Linked DNA regions of Mus musculus: all the other regions are linked to region 1. Evidence: chromatin loops called from intact Hi-C (ENCODE). Cell type or tissue: heart. All regions are shown on one strand.

Region 1 (8,000 bases):
GGAGGCAGAGGCAGGCCCAGCACTTGGGAGGGGCAGAGGCAGGTAGATTTATGAGTTCGAGGCCAGCCTGGTCTACAAAGTGATTTCCAAGAGAGCCAGGTCTACACAGAGAAACCCTGTCTCAAAAAAAAAAAAAAAAAAAAAAAAAAAAAGCCATTCTCAGCCCTCCCTTTAGTTTTTATTTTGAGATAAGGTCTCACAGGTTACCCAAGCTGCCCCTTGTGTTTCTATATAGCCCAGCCTGACTTTGAACTCACATATCTTCCTGTTTCATCTGCTTAAGTAGTTGGGTTTTTTGTTTGTTTGTTTTTTAAGACAAGGTTTCTCTGTATAACCCTGGCTATCCTAGAACTGGCTCTGTAGACAGGCTGGCTTTGAACTTACCGAGATCAATCTGTCTCTGCCTCTTGAGTGCTGGGATTAAAGCTACGCACCCCTACCTCTTGGCTCCACTCAAGTAATTGGGATAATAGACTTGAACCGCCAGTAACAGTTTTGTTTTTTATTTGAAGTGTTGGGCTTTGCACATACCAGACACACACTCTACCACTAAACAACAGCTCCAGCCCCCAAAATCTCTCTAAAAGAGTAAAGACTTGGTCACCATTTCCACACCCTGAAGGCACACAGAGTTCTGCCCTCTGTGACCCCACCTGACCCTAGAGGCACCAAAGTCACCCTTGGCTGGAAAAGAAAGGCAGTTCTCACTTCAGCTCAAGTGACGGTTTGCCCGCTTGGCTTCCTGTGAGGTTTGCGTCTCCCTTCCCTTTCTGAAGATGTCTCTTATCTTTCTGTTCTCGGGGGGCTTTGGGGGCTGGGCTAATTACAATTTGGTGACAGTTGGTACCAAGGCAGCCCCCCCCCCCCGAAAAACAGAAAAAAGACAAAACCAGGGTAGGTGGCAATAATACAAGTCTGTGTCACCTCAGGGTCTCTTCCCCCACCTACAACCCCGATGGAGGTCCTTAAGGTGCCGTATGGTTCCCACACAGTGGCCCTCTTATCTCCTCAGACTGGACAGGAAGTGACCAAAGGCACATACAGAGCCAACAACAACCTTGCTCGTCCAAACGAGGATTATTTCAGTCATTGGAAATTGGCTCTGCTAGACTCTCCTCTGACTGCAAGAACCGGCAGTGAGCTGCTGTGAGGCTCCTTGTCGGCCACCCTGGTTCAGCTGGATCAGCAGGCTGAAAGGCTTGCCCTGGTCCCTGAATTAGAAACTTAGGCTCTTTAAAGGGGAGGTAGGGGAGACAGGAGGGCACGGGGTCTTGTGTAGTCCAGGCTTGTCTCAAACTTTCTATGTGTTGAAGAACGGCCTTGAACTTCTGATTCAGCTCTTGTCTCTACCTCCTGAATACGGTCATACACCACCATTCCTGGTTTAGGCAGAGCTGGATGGAGCCAAGGGCTTCTGAGTGGTAGGCACGCACTCCACCAGCTGAGCCTCCAAGGAACTTTTTGGCTACTCAAAACAGAGTGCAAGGCTGCATGCCTATGATCCTGGTTTTAGGTGGAGGCATGAGGATCAGGAGTTCAAGGGCATCCTTGGCCTTGTAGTGAGTTTGAGGCCAGCTTGGGCTACAGGAGACCTTCTAAGACAGAGGAAGGGAGGGAAGAAGGAGGGAGGGAGGGAGGGAAGAAGGAGGGAGGGAGGGAAGAAGAATATATTGGACACAGCGGTACCTCCCTGTGATCCTAGCACTCAAGAGGCAGAGAGACAAAAGGATATGGATGGTTCAAGGCCAGCCTCAGCTACAAATAAGATTCTGTCTTTAGGATTGGATGTGAGGAGATCTGCCCCAAGGGATGGAAGGAAGGCTTGTCAAGCAGAACTGGGGAAATGTCTGAGCCTGGAAAGGTCAGGCCCTACAGGGAACTCCTGGTGACCTGTCAAGTGACCTCATAAGCTGCCTTCTATTCTTAATTTTTTTTATTGCATTTATTTACTTATTTTGTATGTGAGGACACCCATGGCACAAGTTTTGACAGCCAGAGGACAACCTGAAGAAGTTGGTTCTCTCCTCTCTCCTGTGGGTCCTGGAGAGCCAACCCAGGTCTTCACGTGTAGCAGAAAGTGCCTTTAGTAACTGAGCCATCTCCATAATCCTAAACTGCTTTCGAAACAGTGCTTGTACCCATAGACTAAGCTGAGCGGTGGTGGCAGACACCTTTAGTCCTAGCACTCGGGAGGCAGAGTCAGGCAGAGCTCTGAGTTCAAGGACAGCCTAGTCTACAGAGTGAGTTCCAGAACAGCCAGGGCTACACAGAGAAACCTTGTTTTGGGGGGACACACACAGACTAAGGAAGCCCTCAGCTTTGACCAGAGAAGGGCTTCTTGAATGGGCAGTGCTTGGGGGGGGGGGGAACTCAGCTGGTCCAAGGGGTGAGAACAGGTGGCTGCTGAATGCCCGGTCCCACCCAGCACGTTGTGTCACCATTCCAAGGCCCAGGGAACATCTGGAAAGAGGGAAGGGAGGAGCAGAATGGGGGTGAAGCATGTGGTGGGCTGTCAATGACTCTTGGTGTCATGAACACCTGGCTGTGACTGCTTACGGGGTGGGGGTATAAGAGAGGGGCATGAAGGTAGGAGAGAGGGGGAACGGGAAAGCAGGCTGTTGCAGAGGAAAGGGTAGTAAGGCGTTGGCTGATCACAGTGTCTTATGAAGCTGCCAAAAGGAAAAACATTTCCGAAAAGCCACTTCTGTTTTATCAGGAAAAAAGTTTCCCCCTTTTTCCTTGGACATGCTATCTTTTAAAGATTTTTTTAAAGTGACATCGTAATTCGTCACATGAACGGATTGGTGAATTTAACGTTAACTCCCATTCATATACTGCTGAAAATGTATCTTAGAAGGCAGACTTGCAATCCCAGCACTTGGGAGACTGAAGAAGGAAGGTGAAGTGTTCAAGGCCAGCCTCAGCTACATAAAAAGCCTGGGCTACATGAGGGTGAGGGGAAGGAGGAGGGGTAAAGAGAGAAAGATTGGGAAACTGAGGCTAAGGTGGTAGCTTTCCTTTCGGGTCATCAAGGCTCTTCGTGCGCCTGACAGGGGGCGCTCTTCCCCAACTCCCTAGCCTCCTCAGCCCGCGCCAGTCAGGGTCCCCCTAAGAAAACCTTGGAGCGATTTTCCTTTTGCGCGAACTCAGCGCCTCCTTCCAACCGCGAGGTCTCAAAGGTGAGCCTCGCACAAATGCCTTGCAGATGTTTCTCCTTCCAGATCGGCTACCGCGGCGCTGCGCGGCGCAGCTCCAGCAGCCGCGCGATCCTGCAGCGATCCGGACCGCATTTTCCTTTCCACCCTCCAACTTTTGCAAGCTGTAGTTATTTGATAATGATTTTTTTTTCAACCTCTCCCAATAATTGTTATCCTCCCCGCCCGGTACAGCTCAGGTGATGGGTGCAGACGGTAGACGCCTCCTCCTCTTCTCTGGCGCGCAGCCCGAGGCCCTGGAGTAAGGAGCCACAACCCAGCCAGCAGAGAAAGCCAAGGTTAAGCGCCCCGGGAGGACCCCAAACGGCCCCCCACGATGCTTTTCTTTGCACCCAATACCCTCCTGAAGCCAGGCCACCTCTCCCTAAGCCTACTCCGAGGTTGTGACTATCTTAGCTGGATGGGTGCCGCAGGCACATGGTTCTGCGGAATCCAACCCTTGGAGTATTGATTGAGGACCTACGGCATTCCCAAGTCCTGAGCAATGAGTTGACTCCCAAAAGCAATCCAGAATGATCCCTGCCTTTGGGGATGCCGGTTCATGAGAAAATCGGGGCTACCATCCTCACCTGGAAAGATGACAAGGCTTTCCCACAAGAGAAAAAGCTTCTCTTGCTCCCTAACTTTCCTTAGCTCCCATGGCCTCTGCAAAGGATCAAGGTCGGCCTGGATGAAAGCTTCCTTAATAAAAAAGGCTCCTCGGCCCGGCATGGTGGCACACGCCTTTAATCCTAGCACTCAGGAGGCAGAGGCAGGTGGATTTCTGAGTTTGAGGCCAGTCTGGTCTACAAAGTGAGTCCCAGGACAGCCAGGGCAATACAGAGAAACCCTGTCTCAAAAAAAAAAAAAAAAAAAAAAAAAAAAAAAAAAAAAAAGGCTCCTCTAAACACGTGGCAGAAAACAAGACCACCAAGGTGGGGCTGGATAGGTCCAAGCTCCCGAGATGAGAGTGGGACCATCCAGTAGAACTCCTATCTCCCCTCAAGACTGTGTATCTGGTCTGTTTAAGGCAAGGTTCACTCTGAAGCCCAGGCTGACCCCTGTCAGCCTGTCAGTTACATGTGTGTACCAGAAGATCATGCTCCTGGGTTTATTACTGTTTTGCTGTTGTTGTTTCTTTTCTGGTTAGAGGGTTCTTAAAATTTATTTGTTCATTTTGAGGGTTTAAAAACAAACAAACAAACAAGCAAAACAAACAAAAACAAAAGAGAAAGAAAAGAAAAGAAGAGAAAAGAAAAGATCACTTTAAGGGAGTAGGGGTAGGGAAAGCTTATGCCAAAGCCGGCCTGTGGAGGTCAGAGGACAAACTCTAGGAGTCAGTTCTTTCCTTCAACCACGTGGGTTCCTGGGATTAAACTTGAGTCGGCAGGTTTGGTGGCAAGCTCCTTTACCCACTGAACCATCCCACCAGCCCTTTGCATGTATGTTTGAAGGGGAAGAGAGCCCTGTGCTGAAAGGAAAAAATGTCTCAACCTCAGCTTGGTTGCATTGCCTAGACAGTCCAGAAAGTTCTGCTAAGCCTAAATGAATTGTAAGTTTGTAAGTAAATGGGGTGGAATTTATTAAGTCCATAGCCAGCAGCAGGGACTTAATGGGGGGAAAACTGAAAGATTAAACAGTTCTACAGGGTAGTGTGGGGTACTCAGAGGAAGCAGGGCACTGGCTGAAGTTTGCTCTCTCCAGGTCTTCTCAGAGACCCCCCTAATCTCTTGAGCCATTGCTCCCACCTTGGGTAGGGGGAATAAAGTCACCAAAGAAACACCTGGCAGGGGGTGAGGATGTGGCTGAGTGAGTGCTTGTCTGATAAGCACAAGGCCCTGGGGTTCTGTGTCAGCGCTGGGGAAGGTGGAGGCAGGAGGCTCTGGACTCCAGTGTCACCCTCAGTGGACACTCATAGTGGGGTTGAAGGTACCCTGGGCTACATGAGACCCTGAGTTTAAAAAAAAAAAAAGTTCTATGGTTTAGGATTTTGTCATTTTTTTGCTTTTCTTTTGGTTTCTTTTTCCAAAATATTTTGAGACAGGGACTTGCTATGTAGCTTAGCCCAGAACTTATGGCAATCCTCCTGAGCCTTCCTGGAATCATTTCAGATGCCCACTATAATGCCAGGCTTGGGGGGGGGGGTGTGTTCGAGACAGGGTTTCTATACAGAGATAGGGTTTCTCTGTATAACCTAGCTGTCCTAGAACTTACTCTGTAGACCAGGCTGGCCTCGAACTTAGGAATCCACCTGCCTCTGCCTCCCAAGTGCTGGGATTACAGATGTGCACCACCACTGCCCGGTAATGCGTGGCTTTTAAATGTTCCTGGGCCTTGTCACATACTCAGGAGCCCTGAACAAACGCCTCCTCCAGGAAGCCTTCCCATCAGCACAGCTAGTTCAGGTCTTCTCTAGACTCACACTCAATTATATATAGCATTGGGGTGGTCCCTGTCTTTTACCTGGAGTTTCAGGGAGAGCTAGGTGTGCTCCCTCCTCTTATTCCTAACATGGAGCTAGCTTGCGTAAGCTCTCCTCTCCGGCAGCTTGTTCCCAGGGCTGCAGAGTCATGGAGTCTGCACAGTATCCTGGAGGCAGAGTCAGGAGGATCGCTGTGAGTCCCTGGACAGCTAAGGCTACACAGAGAAACCCTGTCTCAAAACAAAACAAAACAAAACGAATAATCGATCAGTGAATAAAAGTGAAGGGGGATGGCTCAGTGGATAAAACGCTTGCTACAACCAGCAGAGGACCTGAGTTCAGATCTCTAGCACCTACATAAAAAGCCTGGCACGTCCTTAACAGCAGCTCTGAAGCAAGAGCGGAGGTGGAGCCAGAGGATGCTAAGGAGCGCTGTGGTATGCAGGCCAGAGGAGACGGCCAACTCCAGGTTTAGTCAGAGATCCTTCCTCAAAAGCTGTGGAGATAACTGAAGAAGACCCTGCGTGCTGAACTCTGTCCGCGAGTGAACAAAGCACACCCCACACACGTGAACAAACACTTAGATATAACGAGCTTCAATTTTAAAATGCAATAAACAGCTCTTTTTCACAAGTCTACCGCTCTGGGCCATCGTGTTGTGGGACCTTCTTCTGGGCCTTTGAGAAACTGTCTCTTCCTGTCTCCCGACGAGAAGCTGGGAGGCCCTCCCTGCCTGCCAGAAGGGGGCTCCCCAGGCGCCTCCCGGCTAGCCTGGAGGAGGGGATTGAGTGCCTGGCTGGAGGCCCCCTGTCTGAACAGAGGCAGGATTTATCTCAGTTTGGGGAGGTCCAGGGCTCCGGGCCCTTAAATCCTCATTAGCTCCATCTAAGAGGCGGCTATGATCTGAGAGACAAGATTCCAAATTGGAAACAGCCCGGTGGGCTGCAGGGTGGGAGACAAACAGGGAGAGAGGGTTAGGGCTGATCTCTGGGGAGCCCAGGACAGCAGAGGAGTCCTGCAGACACGGTCACAGGAAAAGGAGGAGGAGGGTAGAGAAAACATTCCGTTCAGGCTCCAGGGAAGAGAGTTGTACAGCGATGGAGCTGTGCCAAGTCTGCGAGTCCAGGCGACCTCCTGGAGGAGAGTGGGGCGAGGGCAGGCCAGTGCCGCTCACCACTTGAAGGGCCTGGCTCCGGGGCACACACCCTGGTGGGTCCTGTCTCACCACCCACAGCCACTCCTGGGAAATAGAAAGCACTGTGTTTGCTTTACAGAAGGGGAAACTGAGGCTCACCAGTGCTGTGTGGATCTACCCAAGGTCCCCCAGAGTACCTGCAGAATTGGGGATCCAACCTAGCTGCCACCACTCTGGGAATGCAGGGCAAATGGGCTGGTAAGGTTCAGCTTCTCTGTATTGTTCTATGCCCCCTACTCCCGGTCCACTGCCTGGATGGAGGATTTCAGGTTAGGGACAGAGGAACAAAGCACAAGTTTTTCCTGAGAATTGTGAGATGGTGATCCCGTTGAGCAGAAATGGAATTTCAGTGGTATGTTCAGCTATAAGAACAACTCTAGGGGGTGAAGCTCTTGGCTCAGTCCTACAGCACGGACCTAGCTGTGTGAGGCTGTGGAGGGAGGGAGGGATGGAAGGAGGGAGGGAAGGAGGAAGCTTTCTCCGTGGATATGGTAGTGTATGTCTGCAATCCCTGCACTTGCTGAAGCAGAAGATTGCCACAAGTGTGGCTAGCCTGGGCTCCTGCCTGAAAAACAAAAAGAGGAGGAACAGGAGAAAGAGAAACAGGAGGAGGAGGGAGAGAGAACAGAAAGGGAAAGGGAAGAAAGAAGCATTGGAAAAGAAGGAAGGAAGGGTGGGTGGGTGGTCTGGGCCTATAATTCTAGAACTCAGGAGACAGAACCAGGAGGATTGCCAACCTGGGTTACGTACTAGATCCTTCCCCAAAAGCAAAAAGGAAGATGAGAAGCAAGGAGGGAGGAGAAAGGGAGACAGAGAAGGAAGGAAAGAAAGAAACAAGGAAGAAATATGGCTGGCTTGCAGGATATAGGAGATTTCCAGCTACACCATCCCATACTGCCCAAATTTTCTGTTACTGGATGTATATTAACTGGCATATATAAACTTATTCCGATACTTTGTGAAAATTTAGAAACATACAGCTGACTTGAGCCAATGGGGCTAAGTATACACCTTTCTGAAATTCCACCGTTAACCTTGTATGATGCTTTATCTGCCCATCCGGCCAGCCAAAATCCATTTTATTTTATTTTTTCTAATGCATTTTAACATAAATTGCAGACAGCAGTCCTACAGCCTCCACTAAAGACTCCCACATGAATATCTGCAAGCATGGCGTGTCTCTCTATGG
Region 2 (8,000 bases), 240 kb after region 1:
AATCCTTCTTGATGTGTACACACAAAGGTGTGTGGCCTCATCCTACCCATTCCTCCCCACCTCCTACCCCCCACCCCAAGCCCGGACATGATTGGGGTGGTCCTGGCACGCTGGGTATCTAGACAGCTTTTCATCGGTTGCTCATCAGCATGCTAATTGTCATATAACTAATTATGCCCTGAATTCCAGTTGATTTTCTTAATGAGACAGCTGGGTTAATTATGTAATCGTATGATTACATTAGCCCAGAGTGTCCCGGCAAAGAGTAGTGTTGGCTTGCATGTGATGTCATCCCTGGGATGGTGCTCACAAGGAACACATTCATCCTGGAGCTAGTGGCAGGGGACAGCCCTGTGTTGCCTGCAAAGCTCTGTGCAAACATGGGCCCAGGGTTTACTAAGATGGGGTTTCTAAGCCCTCACAATATGGAGTGGGTCCATTTGCCACAAGCCCTACTGCCATCCCCAAGTCATCCCTGACATAAATGGTCCTAGCCAGGTCTGAAGCTGGCTTGCCATCCTATAGCTTCGGTGCAGCCCAGCAGTGTGCCTTCAGTAACTCTGCGACCTCTATTTGACACTGCTTCCCTTTATTGGGCATGCCAGCTGCCTGGATAGTGGACAGAGACATCCAAATAAATGTTTATATTAAAGTGCTGCTAGAGGGCCAAGTGAGAGTCTGTAAGTGGCCCCAGACTGGCCCAAATATTTTCTTCTTTTGTGCTCTATCCCCACAGAAGCAGACTTTCCTGAGAGGGGACTACACATGTTGAGTCACCACTCTATCTGGTCACACTCTCCTCCTGGCTTCTTCCTCTGCCAGGACTTTCTCCTCAGCTTCCTTGTCAGTGTAGACACGTTGTCCTAGGTGACTTCTGAAACTTCTCAGGAGCATAAGACCACACACACACACACACACACACACACACGCCCCAACTACCCTCCAAGACAGTAAGTGGTGTCACCATAATGAATACGCATTGGTCTCCATGCAGGTGTCATCAGAGATTTCTGTTCTGTTCTCATTCTTAATAATTGCACCTCCAGAAGCTGGCCTACATTTAAGCCCCTCTTACCACACCTGCCACTACCTCACTCATCCACATTCCCATAATTCCTTGCTCCCTGGGCTCACCCTTCCTACTGCATACTACTAGTCACTCTTGGCCCAGTAGCCAAATCCATCAATCCAGAGCACTCGCCAGACATCTTTATGTATATTCAGGCTAGCCTCAGACCCGCTTTATAGCTGAGGATGACCTTAACTTTCCGATCTTCCTGCTACCTCCTGAGTACAGGTGTGTGGCGCCAAGCCTGTTTTATGTGGAACTAGGGCTCAAACTCAGAACCTCATGTGTGCCATGCAAGTACTCTGCCAACTGAGATATTGCCATTTATCTCAAGAAAAAATTTGGGATTCACAGCCCCAAGATATTCTTATTTTAAGTATATTATATGCATAGACAATTATAGTAGTGTATTTTGAAAAACCTCTATATATCACATTCTAAAAATAAGAAGCTACAGCAAGGCATAGTAGTTCATAACTACAATTCCAGTTCTTTGGAGGCAAAGTGAGTTCAAGTACAGCCTGGGCAACCTGATGAGACCCTGTGTCAAAATGGAAAGTAAAGAGAATCTGAGGCCGTAGCTCCGCGGCGGTGTGCTTGCCTAGCATGATTTAATCCCCAGTGCCACAACACACAAGGCAGTGGTGCAGAGCAAAGGGAATTAAAATACTTTATTAAAACATTCAAAAGTTGTTCTTGAAAATTACTTAAGTGTATAGACATATATATAGTTTACTACTGGTGTTAGGCATTGACCTCGGGGCCTTGCACACACAAGGTGCTAGCCCTGAGCTCTATCCCATTGCACTGAAGTTCCATTTGAGTGTGTGTACATAGGTACATATGTGTGTGCATACAGAGATCAGAGATCAACCCTGGCTGTTATTCCTCAGGTGATGCCCACCTTGGGATTTTGTTAGTGGTGGTGGTCTTGCTTGCTTGCTTGCTTGCTTGCTTGCTTGCTTGCTTGCTTGCTTGCTTGCTGTTTAAGGCAGTCTCTCACTGACAGCTAAGGCTTGCCAATTAGGCTAGAGTAGCTGGCCAGCAAGCCCCAGAGACTTAAAAGCCTCCTGTCTCTAGGCTTAGAAGTGCCCACCACCTGCCCCCCCCCCCCCAACACACACACACACCAGCTTTTTTACATGTGTTTTGGTGATTAAATGCAGGTCCTTATGCATACAAGGCAAGTTCGGTAGTAGAGTACTTAGCTAACATGTGCAAAGCCCAGGGCTTACTCCCCACCACTACCTGACATAGGGTTCAATCCCAGCACTACTGAATGAGCAAATACAATTGAAAGAAAAAAAAAAAGAGCAAACAAAATTGGCTGGATCAATTCATTAACAGTTTACTAAAGATTTTTGTCTTTAAATTTGTAAGGAGTATAGAATACAGACTTTTGTGTTTATTAACCAGAAGACAAGGCTCTAAGCTCACGTCATGAGCTGGGAAGTGTTCCCCCTTCAAAGCCACTATTATATCTTTTTTTACATTCCTGTAGTTAAACTCTGAAGACATTTAGGCCTGGGACTTTCTTTCTTTTACCTTTTATAAACTTGGTCCTTTTTACACATACCCTTACCCTCTCTTAGCTCCTCTCAATTTTCCTCCCTTCCTCCCACCAAGTTCCCCTCATTTTCAACTTTTTTTTTTTCTGGTTCTGTAACCCACTGAGTTTAATTAAGGTTGCTTACATGCCTATGAGTGGAGACATACTGGAACTTTGGGCAAATGACAAGCAGTTACACCACTGAAGAAAACTGCTCCTCCAATCCCTTGGCAACCATTAATACTAATAAATAGCTCCTGTGGTGGAGTGATGATAATGGGCCTGGTATTGCTGGTTCTCATTTCAAATTGAACTTCATTAACAGATATAGTACTGGGCTGGAGAGATGGCTCAGCGGTTGAGAGCACCTATTGCTCTTCCAGAGGTCCTGAGTTCAATTCCCAGCAGCCACATGGTGGCTCACAGCCATCTGTAATGGGATTTGGTGCCCTCTTCTGGTGGAGCACAGTTACAGAGCACACATAAATACAATAAACAAATCTTTAAAAAAAAGATATAGTACTATAAACAGTTTTTAATTCCTTTCTGAGTCAGATTGAATCATCTCCAATTGTATTTTTGCTTTTGTTTATATATGTATATGCACAGGGGAGTGTATGTAGGTCAGAGGTCAATCTAGTGTATTATTCACCCGGAGCTATCTTTTTTTTTTTTTTTTTTTTTTTTTAAGGCAGAGTCTTTCACTGGGACTTGGGACTCTCCAAGTAGGCTAAGGTGACTAGCCAGCAAGCCCCAGGTCTGCTTGTGTCTCCACTGGGTACCTGTCCTGGCATTTTAGGTGGATTCTGGGAATCAGAACTCAGCTACTCCTGCTGGCATGCTAGGTGCTTTACCCACTGAGTTATCTTTTTGGGCTGAAATATTTTTTAGACATTTTGTCACCGTATCAACTAGTCTGACCTGGAACTTAAATAGATCTGCCTCTCTTCTGTGTCTTCCAGACTCCTGGAATTACAGGCATGCACCACCATACCTGGCTTTGGGCATGATGTTAATCATAGTATATATCATCCTTTTTTTTTTTTTTAAGATAGAATCTCACTATATAGCCTTGAGTGACCTAGAACTCAATATATGAACTAGGTTAGCCTCAAACTCATTTACAGAGATCCACCTGTTTCCACCTTTGCCATGTTGTGCCAATTGTGGTAGTGCATCCCTCTAATCCCAGCAGTCCAAGAGGCGCAAGCAGGCAGATCTCTATGATTTTGAGGTCAGCCTGGATTGCATACAGATTTCCATGCCATCTAGCACTATGTAATGAGACCCTGTCTCAAAAAAGAAAAAGAAAAAGAAAAGAAAAGAAAAGAAAAGAAACAGAATTAAAGGATGTGTAGTCATATCCATTCTGGCATTTCCTGATCTTGGGATTTGTAAATTCTATGTTTTTTTCTAGATCAGACTGGCTAGGAGCTAATCAATTTCAATGATTTTTTTTTTTCCTTAAGAACCTGCTTTTGTTTGCATTGATTTTTTTTTTTCTCTTTGCCTTTTCAGTTTTATTGCTCCCCAATCTCCTTTGCTCACTTCTGCTTACTTTGCGTTTGATTTGCTCCTTTTTTATGTTCTTAAGAGGTCCAGTGCATGTTTTACTCCATTGTGGCCAGAGAATGTGCTTCGGATGATATTTGTTCTTTTGAATTTATCAAGACTTGTTTGCACCTCTGCTTGCTGTTAGATATTCCCCATGCATACTAAAGGAACACTTGTGCAGCTGTGTGGGGCCACCGAGGTGATTGGTTGGTAGTGTTCTTCAGGCTTTTGCATCCATACTGACATTTTGCTAGGTTTTTTGGTAGAAGAGCATCTGCCTCAAATCTCTGCAGTGAGGGGCTGGGGCCATGGCTCTGTGGTAGAGCCCCTGCCTAGAATCCCCCAGTGAGGGGCTGGAGGCGTGGCTCTGTGGTAGAGCCCCTGCCTAGAATCCCCCAGTGAGGGCTGGGGGTGTGGCTCAGTAGTAGAGCCCCTGCCTAGAATCCCCCAGTGAGGGGCTGGGGGCGTGGCTCAGTGGCCTTGCATTCTCATGACTGAGTTTCTTCCCCAGCACCATAGGAAGAAATGATTTTACATCTCTGTGATTAACAGATGTGAATGGAGTTTTGAAATTTGTACCTATTATGATGGACGGGTCTTTTCTCCTGTCCTTTCAGTTTTTGGTTAGTATATTGGGGTATTTACCTTGGCAAGCCTTTCAGAGCAAGGTGTTAGTCTTGCTTATCAAGTATTCCTTTAGCATCATAAAATTAACATTATCAGTTATTCTTAGTGGTGATAGATGGTTCTGATCCTGCCTGGCACTGTACTCCTGATTGTCCCTGTGTCACTATTAAGGCAACTACTCAAGTATCTCTGTCTCCTCTTACTGAAAAAAAATTTTTTTTCCTCTTTGCCCATTTATATGGGATCTATTCTCCACTCATGTGATCTTTAATGTGGCTGTTTTTTGCTTTCCCATTGATATTTGATGTTACCTGGGTTACCTCTCTAGGGAAGCTGGCTCCTGTTGACTTGGCTCAGTGTCCCTTGCAGTGCCCAACCCTGGCCTTTCCCAGATCATGTAGCCACTTAGGAAACCCTTGTTAAATTAGTGCATGAAGAGACAGTATAATTGAGGTAGCTGCTGTCTCAGGAAGTAGCATTCATAATTAGCATTTTGCATACCTGTTGGCCTGGCCAGCTTTCCTTCCCATCCCTGTCCCTGGGGGAGATGCCAGCGCCTGACACATCTCAGCATGCCTTCCCCCAGCTTCTGCAGGGATGACTAGAATTAATGAGCTAATGTTACCTCGCTTAGCAAAATGTGCTGAATAAATCCAGGTGATAGGGTTGTTTGTTATATAATTATGCTGTTTAAGGTCCTGAGTTGCATAACGAACTGCACACTACCTCCAAGCCTGCTTCAGGAATTAACTTATCAGATGATCGTAAAATGTTTTTTGAGTTTGTCATGGTGGGTGGATGTGGATAGTGGCAAAGCATGTTGGGTTGGAGGCTGGGCAGGTGGCTTACAGAACTCCGCATGCTATTCTGTCTATGGGTGTTTTCTGTCTCCTCCCTCAGACAATTCTGTAATTGAACTGCTGAGTTGAGAGGCTTCTGACGTACAGCCTGATACCTAACAATGCTTGTATGGAGTTTAAATGGCATTGGAAATCGTTAACGAGACAGAAAGCTATGATTTCCCCAGCTTAACATGCAGGTCCGGGTTTGGCGTGCTGAAGTTCATTGTTTTGGTCTCCAGCTCAAACATGCTAGGACTATTATACCATCATGTGGTAATTAGCCGTTCCTTTAATACACATAATAAAAATTAAGCCTAAGAGCTACTTTACCAATGGCTTTTACATATCCCAAAACAATATTCCAATGCTGTAGGCCTTTAGTCATACAATGTACCATCGTAAAGTTGAGTCTAATGCACCAAACTATTTGAACATTCAGTTCCTTTTCTATTCTGTGGCCAGTTTTGCTACTTTGACATTAACTTTAGTACTGTTAAATTAAATATAGATGCTATAATGAATAATTACAAGAGTTCCAGAACTTCCATTTACAGTGGGGCGTGCTGAGAATTTGTCTTAAGGCGTAGTTGGTTACTATTTGCTCATAGCATGTGTGTTCTCTTCATATGTTACTGGATTCCTGCTGAATGGCAAGATGGAAGCTATTTTTTCATCAGAAGCAGACACACTGGGTCCTGGCCTTTAAATAGGGATGGCCTGGAGGGGCCTGGGGAGATGGCCCAGCCAGTTACGTGTTTGGCAAGCATGAGAATCCACATTCCATCTCCAGTACCCATGTAAAAAGCTCCTGTGAGTTCCTAACCCCTGGAGCTGGGGAGGTAAAACTGGTGGATTCCTGGCCTAGCCAGGCAGCCTAGCCTACTGAGTGAGTTCCAGGCCAAATGAAAGACACTGTCTCAGCAAGGTGGAGAAAGATTGTGGAAGACACCCATCATCAACACCTTTCCACACACACACACACATGCATGTGTACAGAATGCAACCTTAGCTCCTGAAAAGTCAAATTGGCGCTGGCAGCTCCTAGACTGTTCTGCGAGCATAGCTCCTTCTCCTCCTTATCCCTGACCTGGATCAAGCTCAGATTGTCCTTCTGTATAAAGGATGTTGTGGGCATAGTGCTCATTTCTCTCAATCCATTTCCCTAGCCTGAAGACATGGAGGGCAGAGAGAGATTCAGGTTTCCTGGGAAGACAGTGCAATTAAAAGGGGGAAAAAAGTACCTGGGATGTTCTGAGAATTTCATTTTTCTTGTTATTGCCACTCCTGCTTGGAAGAACTATGTTCCCAAAATAGCTCTAGCAATCTAGCATAACATAAATATTTTAATGCTGATTAAAATAATAATGAAAAGTCATGAATGAGAAAGGGACTGTGTATAGAGGCCGCATAAGTGCCCACCAAGCCTGAGAGTCACATGATGGACAGTGTTGGTGTTAAGCCCCAGTGCTGGGCTCCCTCAGGGCTGCAGACTCTAGCTCCACACGTCCTGGTGACGCATGGAGTGAATGCTGTGAACACACTGACATCCCAGAGAATTCCAGGCCAGCCCTTGCTTCCAGGAACCAGAGGTGGTCTGAAAAATTAATGACTCTGGCATGGAAAGTTAAGTGAGTTCTTGAATATATACCCTCACTGATCTGCCATGTGTGATGTTTAGCATTCCTTGAGAGGAGACTAAATCTCCACAGCCATCCCTAGGCGAGGCTGGCGCCCCTGCCACAAATAGATTCAGTAATCTTTCTAAGCCCTGTGACTTGGATATTCTTCTATTCTCAGAATTCCAAAGGGTGTGTTCCCCTGGGGCCCAGCAGGTGGGTTATAATTACCTCCTAAAGAGAAGGAAAAAGGAAGATCATATTGACTGAGAGCATTTACTGCCGGCCTGCCTGCCTGCCTGCCTGTCTGTCTGTCTGTCTGTCTACCTTCTACTGAGAATTCTTGGGAAAGCCAGAGGCCAAAACCCAGTCCTATAAATTGCCTGTGTGTTTTTTCCAACTGTAGACTAAAATCTAACCCTGAGTAAATCTGATGGCAGACATCATTTCTTTGGGGGAGGAGGGCCAGTCTGTGTAAGTATAAAGGAACATAGATGTGGAAGCCAGAGTCAGCTTCATGTATTGTTCCTCGGGAGCCATCAACTCTGTCTTTTGAGAGAGCATCTCTCACTGGCCTAGAACTCACAAACTGCAAGGCTAGCTGGCACTGAGCTAGAGAATTCCACCTGTCTCCACTGCACTACTGGGATTACCAATGCCCACACTTGGCTGCTTATGTGGGTGCTGGGGACTCAGAACCATCTCCCAGCCCCAAAATCATTTTCTTTGTCCACAAGGCCTCC
Region 3 (8,000 bases), 340 kb after region 1:
CTGGAGTCAAGCCCAGATGTCATCATGAACCCCCACATCCCATTTATGCAATGTACTGTCCAAAACAGAACACAGGAAAAAGGACCATCCACTGAGAACAATTGTAATCATTCATTCATAAAAAGATGAAAATGTAGCTGCTGATTTGAGAACAGCCCAAAGCCCATATGTTCATCGGTTATTGAAATATGGAAGGATTCCTACACTTGAGTCATCCACTTCTTCACAGACTTGTCACGAATCCAAGGAAGCAGGCCGATCACTCCTGCTACCCACTCCCAGATAGAAAGCATCCTTCCGTGTAAATGTTGAGAATAACAGAAGAAAACCTCCTTTCAAACCGCCAAGTTTTAAGATCGCAGTTTAGAAATGACAAACACTGGAGCCTCCTCCTTGGCATCACTAGCCAGTTTCCATCCTCACTGGGGAGTTAGTTGGCACGGGTTACATCCATCAAGAGCAGTACCCTGCTGGCCTGCAGAACTTTCCACCACTGCAAAGGACCAGTTATTAATCTGAGAAACTTCCAGGAAAGCCTATAGCTCATCACCTGGGTTTAGCAATCAGAAGCCCCTTGGTAGCTCTAACTGGTCTTAATGTTTATAAGGAAAGTTATCTGCCTTCCCACCGGATTCTTGATATAGTTGGGCACAGGTTGGCCAGCTTCAGGCTGCATCAAGCTGCAGAGACCCCTAGGCAAGTTTCAAATCCCTACTTAAGCTTGGATCCTGGCATGTTCAAACACTACCACTAAGCCACACTTCCAGCCCGTCACTGGGGGATTCTAGGCAAGTGCTCTACCACTGAGCTACACCTTCAATCTTGTAAATTCAAGTTGGGCTTGTTGTTGTTGTTGTTGTTGTTGTTTTAAAAAAAAAAAATTTTAAACCTTAACTAAATTTGGCTTCACAGTCAACAGTGTTTATAGTGCATAGTGCCGCATCATTTTCTCTGGGTGTTCCTGTAGTCTTTTCAGTTCATAGCTGAGGGCATTGCCACAGGGAGCATAAGCCAGCCTCCACAGTTTCCAGCTGCAGTGTGGACTTGACACATTCTTTCCAGCATCCTATGACCCAGATGCTGTATTAGACCAACGGTGGCCTTTCTGATCCCAGTCTCCACTTCCACTCGATAGCTTCTGTTTACTCAAGCTTTTCCCATCAGTTCATATGGGTCATAATCGACTCTGATGTGTAACTTTAAGAATTGCAGGCCTCTGCCCTCACAGAGGAATGGCTTTCACAAAGGAAGCAAACCCCTCTGTAGCATGTGTGTATATGTGTTCACATATATACACATCAGAGGTCACTATGGACTGTCTTCCCAAAAACCTGAGCCTTTCAGTGAGCCTGGAGCACTGTGAGGGCTGGACTGGCTGGCTGTCAAGTTGCAGGGATCATCCTGCCTCCCCCTCCCCAGCCCAGGAATTACAGCCACAGACTATGTGCCCAGCTTTTTATATGAGTGCTGGGGTTCTAGCTCAGCTCTTCATGCTTGCATGCTAAGGGCTTTAACGATGAGCTGTCTCTCCCAGCCTTCAAGCCCTTCTTTTAAGCCTATGACACAGTACAGGCTTGGATGCCTTTGTGCCTTCCACAGCCACCTGCCTTGTGATCAGCCCAAGGCAAGGTGTTTACTCTGCATGGGAGAAGAATCCAGGGAAGGTTTGATCTTCTCTGAGGTACACTCAGCAGTGGCAGCTTAAACTGCAGAAGCCAGTACTATCAGTGAGCCTTTCAAATGGAAGCTTCCAGACTCCTCCTCCCTGCTGTAAGCCAGGAGTCAAGTGCCTATTTGCTCAGAAGCCCCTTGACCTTGCTAATCACATGCCTGCTTGGCCTCTGGTAGAAGATGCCTGAGAGTTTAGCAGCTGCCATTCTACTCTCTGGGCCTGTGTGGGGGATTTCACTGAGTCTGACAGATGCTGCAAGTGTCTACCCTCAGCTCACCTGGCTCCTGGAAACTTTTCTTTTAATTTTTTTTCCTGAGGCTATTGATAGTTTAGGCTAACCTGGAACTCCCTATGTAGCCCAGGCTAACCTAAAACTGCTCATCCACCTGCCTCAATGTCCCAGTGCTAGAATTACAAGTATGTATTGCCATACCTGCTACGTGGATGCTTTTCTGAAAGCGTAGTCATTTGTCACATACATATAGAATGTAAGTGTATTCTAATTTCCTTGCCAATGAAGTTGTTAGAAGACAAGTGAAAGAAATGTTTCAGTACTGAAGCTGCCACCCTAGGGTAGAGCACCTGCCTAGGATCCACCAGCAAGTGGCCGGGGTATAGCTCAGTGATAAGACTTCTCATCTCACATGCACAAAGCCCTAGGGTCTATCTCCAGCCATGTAAAAACTAAAGAAAAATACTTATACATGTTGCTGTAGGCCAGGCCTCCACAATCGGGATTATTGAACCCTATGTCTAAGTTCAGGTTCTTGTTGCCTGCTTGCCCTCTGTCTGTCAGTGACCATCTCTCACATCTGCTTTCCAGGTCAGCGCTTATTTGGGGAGACCATTTTGGGGCTCACCCAGGGTTCTGTCTCCGACCTCCTTGCCCGCCCAAAGCCTTGGCATAAGCTTAGTCTGAAAGGACGGGAACCCTTTGTCCGCATGCAGCTATGGCTGAACGACCCCAACAATGTGGAGAAGCTGATGGATATGAAGCGGATGGAGAAGAAAGGTACCCACCCAGGCACCACCTCACTCTCATAGACGCCCTTTCTGCAAATCTTCCCACAGAGATGGGGGATGTGGGTCACTGATCCTTCATCCAGACTCTGTAAGGCAGGGCACCATAGTTTAAACAAGTTTCAGCCAGTGAGTAGCTAAGAGGACAAGGAAGACTTACCCTCTTTGGGGCCAAAAGTCTATAAATAAAGATCTCATGACCCTTGGGTGCAGCACAGTCTGTGATAATGGCTTATCTTCTGGCTGTCTTTTAGCTTGTCTATCAATCATCTACTGTGTGTGCACCTCATGCTAAAGGCCCATGAAGATGTTAAGAGCTCAGTAAGAAATGTATACTGATGGACAAGGATTGTAGCTTGCTCGACAAGCATAAGACCTGAGTTAAACCCTCAGTACTATGGGAAATAAAGGAGAGCCTCAGAGTGCTCTTCTAGCCCTGGGTATAAAGCCCTGGGCTCCATCCCAGATCCTGAGGAGCAGGGAGGAGAGCTGTCATTGTTGATCCATTTTGCCAAAGGTCTGCCACACTGGGACCTCAGGGTGCCCCTGCCCATCAGCTATGAGCCGAAACAGTAGCTCTCCACCCATCGAGAGCCACCTCAACTATAGCTCATCCTAAGACATGACCCAGTCGCATACCCTCCAGGGCAGCTCCAGGCAACACCACATACTTGAAAAGCCTAGTGACTTCCCAGTTTTTTTAATTTAAATTATGTTAAATTTCAATCAAAAATACAAAGAGTGGTATGGAGGACCTACTCGACAAGTCAGGTATAGGGCCTTTAAAAGCCATCACTGGGGAGGCTGAGGCATAAGGATAGGTTCTAACTCAGTTGTTCTTAGCATGCACACAACCCTGGGTTTCATCCCCAGCAGCACTTACACCTAGGAAGCAGTTTTAATGTCTTTTAATGGCAGCATTGGGAGTGGAAGCAGGAGGATCAGGAGTTCAAGGTCATCTTTGGCCACCTAGTAAGTCTGAGGAACTCTTAGAGAGAATGAAAAGAAGATACTAGGCCTGCCTGAGCTACAGAGTGAGTAGACCAGACCAAGCAATGTTTGTGAGACCCTAGCTCAAAGGTAAGAAGACAAACAAAAGAAGCTAGTAACCACTGCTGCTGAGTTCCACCAGTTTCTAGTACTTACCAAGATAGCATTAAGGTACCCCACTCCCTGTCAAAGCCAAGATCACCCACCTAAGGTATGACGCAAGGCCACCTCCAAAGCATTTCCCTGTCCCTTCAGATGTCCACAGAAAGGCTTGTTCATCCCCTCTTTTTCCCTTCGCCACCCCAAATTAGGCGGTCCAGACTTTCCGGGCCTCTAGCTTCCTTCCATATGGGCTCTGGTGCCATCTTGTGTCACAAAAGTGTTACTGTCTCGATTGAACCCCGACCATCTCTAACAGACTGGTTGGTGCCTTTAACTTCTGTGGGGTCTCCAGTGTCACTCCCCAGTCCTGATGGCCCCCTCCATCTCCTTCTTAATACTTCCTTCCCATCACCTGCCTTACCCCAATCTGCTTCCTAAGGTGGTCAAAAGTAGTACTGCCTTTACCCCACAACCCCATCTCTGTTTCCATCTGTCCCTTCCTCCTGTCAGTCTAGCCACCTGGGTTCCTCCCCAATGCTTTCTCCAACATCTCTCTCCTCAGCTTAGAGTTTGTTCTTTATCTTGTGAAGAATGGTTGGGATTGAACCCAGGACCAGTGTGCAGTGACTTCATTCTCTACCATGGAGCCACACTCATGTCACTTCCCATCAGGAAGTCACTTGTCTTACTGCTCTTCCCATTTCTTCCTTTCCCCTCCCTTCCCTGCCTTTCCTCCTTTCTCTACTCTCCTTTCTTCCCCTCTCCCTTCCTCCTTCCCTCCTTCCTTCCCCCCCTTCCTTCCTTATCTCCTCCTTTCTTATTAAGACTGTAGCCCAGCATGATCCTGGCCTGACAATCCTTTTGCCATAATCCCCTAGAGCTTGCCTTTTCCCTGTTCAGCGTCCCTACACAGCACCTCCTCTGGCCACCCTTGCTCCCTCCCTCCAGTCAGGCTCTCAGCCTTTGCTGCCCAGCACCATAGGTTCACTCCCATTCTCCAGGGCCTCAGTTTCCCCACATTATCAAGTCCAAAGTCCAGCCTGGCCTTCTAAACATTCCTCCCTATGGTGCTAGATGCCTTTGGCTGTCCATGCCCTTGAGATTCTTCAGCCCTTTCTGTAACACCATTGGCTCCTGGCTGTCCTCATGTCCCTAGGCCCTTCTTAGCTTCTCTGTGGGAATGTTCTGTGATGTTCCATGTTGATGAACTCTTGCCTCAGTCACTGACTTCTATTATCATTGTCTTCTTTCCTTTCTAAACAATTCTACCCACTCTTTCTCTTGACAGGGTCTCACGCAGTCCAGTGATAACCTTCATCACCTGATCATCCTGCCTCTCCCTCTCAAGTGCTAGGATTACAAGCACCCACCACCTTGGCTTGGGTTTCCATTTTCTAAACAGCCTCCTGCCATAGCCCATTTTTTCTAATGGCTATGCAACATCATTCTTTGAGATGATCTTGAAATATCCTCTTTTCTGGGAAGTCTCTCAGCCCTCTCCAAGCTTTGTCTAGTGATCTCTATTAGAACTCCTCTCAGGTGCCCAGTGCCTCTGCCAGCAGGGTATTCACCAAGCTGGATCTTTCTGCAGCCCTCAAGAAACTGTCAGGTTGGACAGGGACAGCTAGGAACCCACATGACATCAGAGTTGTCCTCAGTCTATGCTGAGGACAGTGTGGTTCCACTGCAGGGTTTTATTTGGGGGCTTTTTTGTTTAGGTTATCCTGGTTTCGTTTGGTTTGGTTTTTGAATGCTAGGACTCAAACTCAAGGTATCATATGCTAGACAAGCACTCTGCCATTGAGCTACAGCCCAGCTATTTGGTTTTGGGGTGTTTTTCCCCCCACTCTAGGTCTTAGTATGTAGCCCAGACTGGCCTCAAACTCATGATCCTCCTACCTCAGTTTCCTCAGTGTTGGGATTACATATGCCCTACCACACTCAGACTATATGTTTTCAGCATCCTGTTTTGTTCCCAGGGCTGAGACTTTGAGCTGGTTTGCCAGCTGTTCCTGAATTCACCTGTTGTTTTTTTTTTGTTGGTTTTTTTTTTTTCTCTCTCTCGCCCTGCAGCCTACATGAAGAGGCGACACAGCTCTGTCAGTGACAGTCAGCCTTGTGAGCCCCCCTCTGTGGGTATTGACTATAGCCAAGGCGCCAGCCCCCAGCCACAACACCAGCTGAAGAAACCTCGAGTGGTGCTGGCTCCAGAGGAGAAGGAAGCGCTGAAGCGAGCATATCAGCAGAAGCCATACCCATCACCAAAAACCATCGAGGAACTTGCCACACAACTCAACCTGAAGACCAGCACCGTCATCAACTGGTTCCATAATTACAGGTAAAGCCCTAGCAAGACTCCCAACAGCAGGACCTATGAGAACCCACATGACCAAACACAGTGTAGCCTTGGCTCCTGAAGGGAGACCCCAGGCCAAAGCATGCAGTGTGAACAGCTGGGGAAGGGCTGGTGTCCCAGTGTGCATGTGCATGCTCGAAGTCAGAGGGACTCTCAGGACTCAATTCTCTCCAACCACCTTATAGGACCTTGGGATGGACACAGATGTCAGGTCTGTGTGCACAGTGCCTCTGCCTGCTGGTTCACCTGGTGGTGCCATCTTCATTTTAGACAGGATCTCACTTACTATGTAGCTTTGGCCTAGAATTTGCTATGGAGACCAAACTGGCCTTGAACCCAGAGATCTGCCTACATCTACCTCCCAAGTACTGGGGTTAAAAGCCTAAAACACCACATCCAGCCCTAGGGTCTTTTTTAAAAAAGAAAGCTAAGGACTAGTGGGATGTCTTAGCAGGTAAAGGTACCTTCCACAGAACCTGACTACCTTGATTCCCAGCCCCACACAAAGAACAATTCCTGACTTTACACACGTGCCATGGTATATACATGTCCTCAACCACACCTACCTCACACATGCCTGCAAGAAGTAAATTAAAACAAAAGCAGCAACAGGACCCTTCAGAATTAACCTAGGTCTGGGGTGTGGCTTGGTAGTAGTAGAGCTCTTGTCCACAATCACCCTGAGGAGCTGGGGGTGTGGCACAGTGGTACAGCCCTGCATGGACAAGGCCCTGCTTAAATCCCCTACACCCTCCAAAGCCTACTTTCCTGTATAGCTTTTCTAGATATCAAATGCAGGGCTGCAGCAGTGTAGCTCAGTGGGAGAGCTAAGCATAAGTGTTCCATCACTAGCTGTCAAGTACATTGATTAGTTAAAATTAAAAATATAATCCCAGTACCTAAAAGACATCAGGAGAATAAAAAGTTTCAGTCTAACCTGGACTACAGAGTAAGCTCTTATCTCTGAAAGTAAATAAATAAATGTATGTCCTCCACCCAGACTCAAGCCCAGAATCACTATTTTACCAAGACAAGTCCCACAAACCCACAAAGGCGGCTGGCGTATTAGGCCAGATCCTATGCTACCCTTTTGCCACTTCCAGCCGTTTACCTCTGCTTTACTGACTAGAGCAAGCTTCCTTCACTGCAAAGGCCCTGTAAGAACTGGCATGGCAGTACACACCTGTAAACCTAGCACCTAGGAGACTGAGGTAGGTAGTTCTAGGCCAACCTGGGCTCAGAGAGAGAGAGCTTGAGAGCAGATGAACTCAGAAGTCCACATTTGTTTATCTAAGCTGCAGCTAGTAAATGGCAACGCCAAATCTCAAACCCATCATACTTGCATCCTATTTGTAAGACTTAGCTTAGCTACCCACCTAACCTGCCACCTGCTGACTGGGTAGAGCAGAGCTCGGTGCCTACCTTGCTGCCATGAGGCTCGAAAACAGATTGTGAGCAGAGCCAGCACCAGGGGCTGGTCCTCTAATTCTCAAGTTCCTGAAGCTACCCAAGGAAAGCTGATGCAACCTGGGTATTTCTGGGACCTATCAGAACCTCACTTTTCTGAATCACAGCTTTAAAACCTTCAGGAGAGATGGTTCAGCAGTTAAGAGCACTGGCTGCTCTTCCAGAGAACCCAGGTTTGTTTCCCAGCACCTACATGGTGGTTCTCAGCCATATGTCCACTTCCAGGGACATAACACTCTCTTCTGGCATCCCTAGACACCAGGCATATAGTGGGTACACATACATACATGCAGACAAAGCACTCATACAAAAATAAGGAAAAAAAAATTTTTTTAAAGCTGGACATAGTGGCTCATATCTTAAATCCCAGCACTTGGGAAGGCCAGCCTCCTT

The links. Peaks named below come from ENCODE experiments on the same cell type or tissue, not always from the same donor. Only the 100,000 strongest peaks of a DNase experiment are listed, where the experiment ranks them.
Region 2: it touches region 1 in a loop (2.3-fold over the local background); 4 of 42 quality-filtered maps call a loop at or near these places.
Region 3: it touches region 1 in a loop (8-fold over the local background); 12 of 42 quality-filtered maps call a loop at or near these places.

The regions. Positions count from the first base shown.
Region 1 is chr5:136,618,522-136,626,521 of GRCm38, reverse strand. No RefSeq gene overlaps it. Among named protein-coding and RNA genes, the nearest start is that of Gm38722, 9.8 kb to the left of the region's middle. In heart, CTCF peaks have their summits at 3,059 and 6,353 (motif pointing right); DNase peaks (open chromatin) are centred at 3,341 and 3,501; H3K4me3 peaks cover 2,150 bases; H3K27ac peaks cover 1,844 bases; H3K27me3 peaks cover 3,870 bases.
Region 2 is chr5:136,374,651-136,382,650 of GRCm38, reverse strand. The region is part of intron 4 of Cux1 (cut-like homeobox 1); the gene reads left to right. It overlaps Mir721 (microRNA 721), which reads left to right and starts at 6,848; the gene lies at 6,848-6,935. In heart, a CTCF peak has its summit at 3,077 (motif pointing left); no DNase peak of the experiment used is centred here; H3K27ac peaks cover 2,121 bases.
Region 3 is chr5:136,277,552-136,285,551 of GRCm38, reverse strand. Cux1 (cut-like homeobox 1) reads left to right here. Exons shown (of 23, transcript NM_001291234.1): 21 at 2,496-2,684; 22 at 5,858-6,122. Among named protein-coding and RNA genes, the nearest start is that of Gm30408, 36 kb to the right of the region's middle. In heart, a CTCF peak has its summit at 4,047 (motif pointing left); no DNase peak of the experiment used is centred here; H3K27ac peaks cover 208 bases.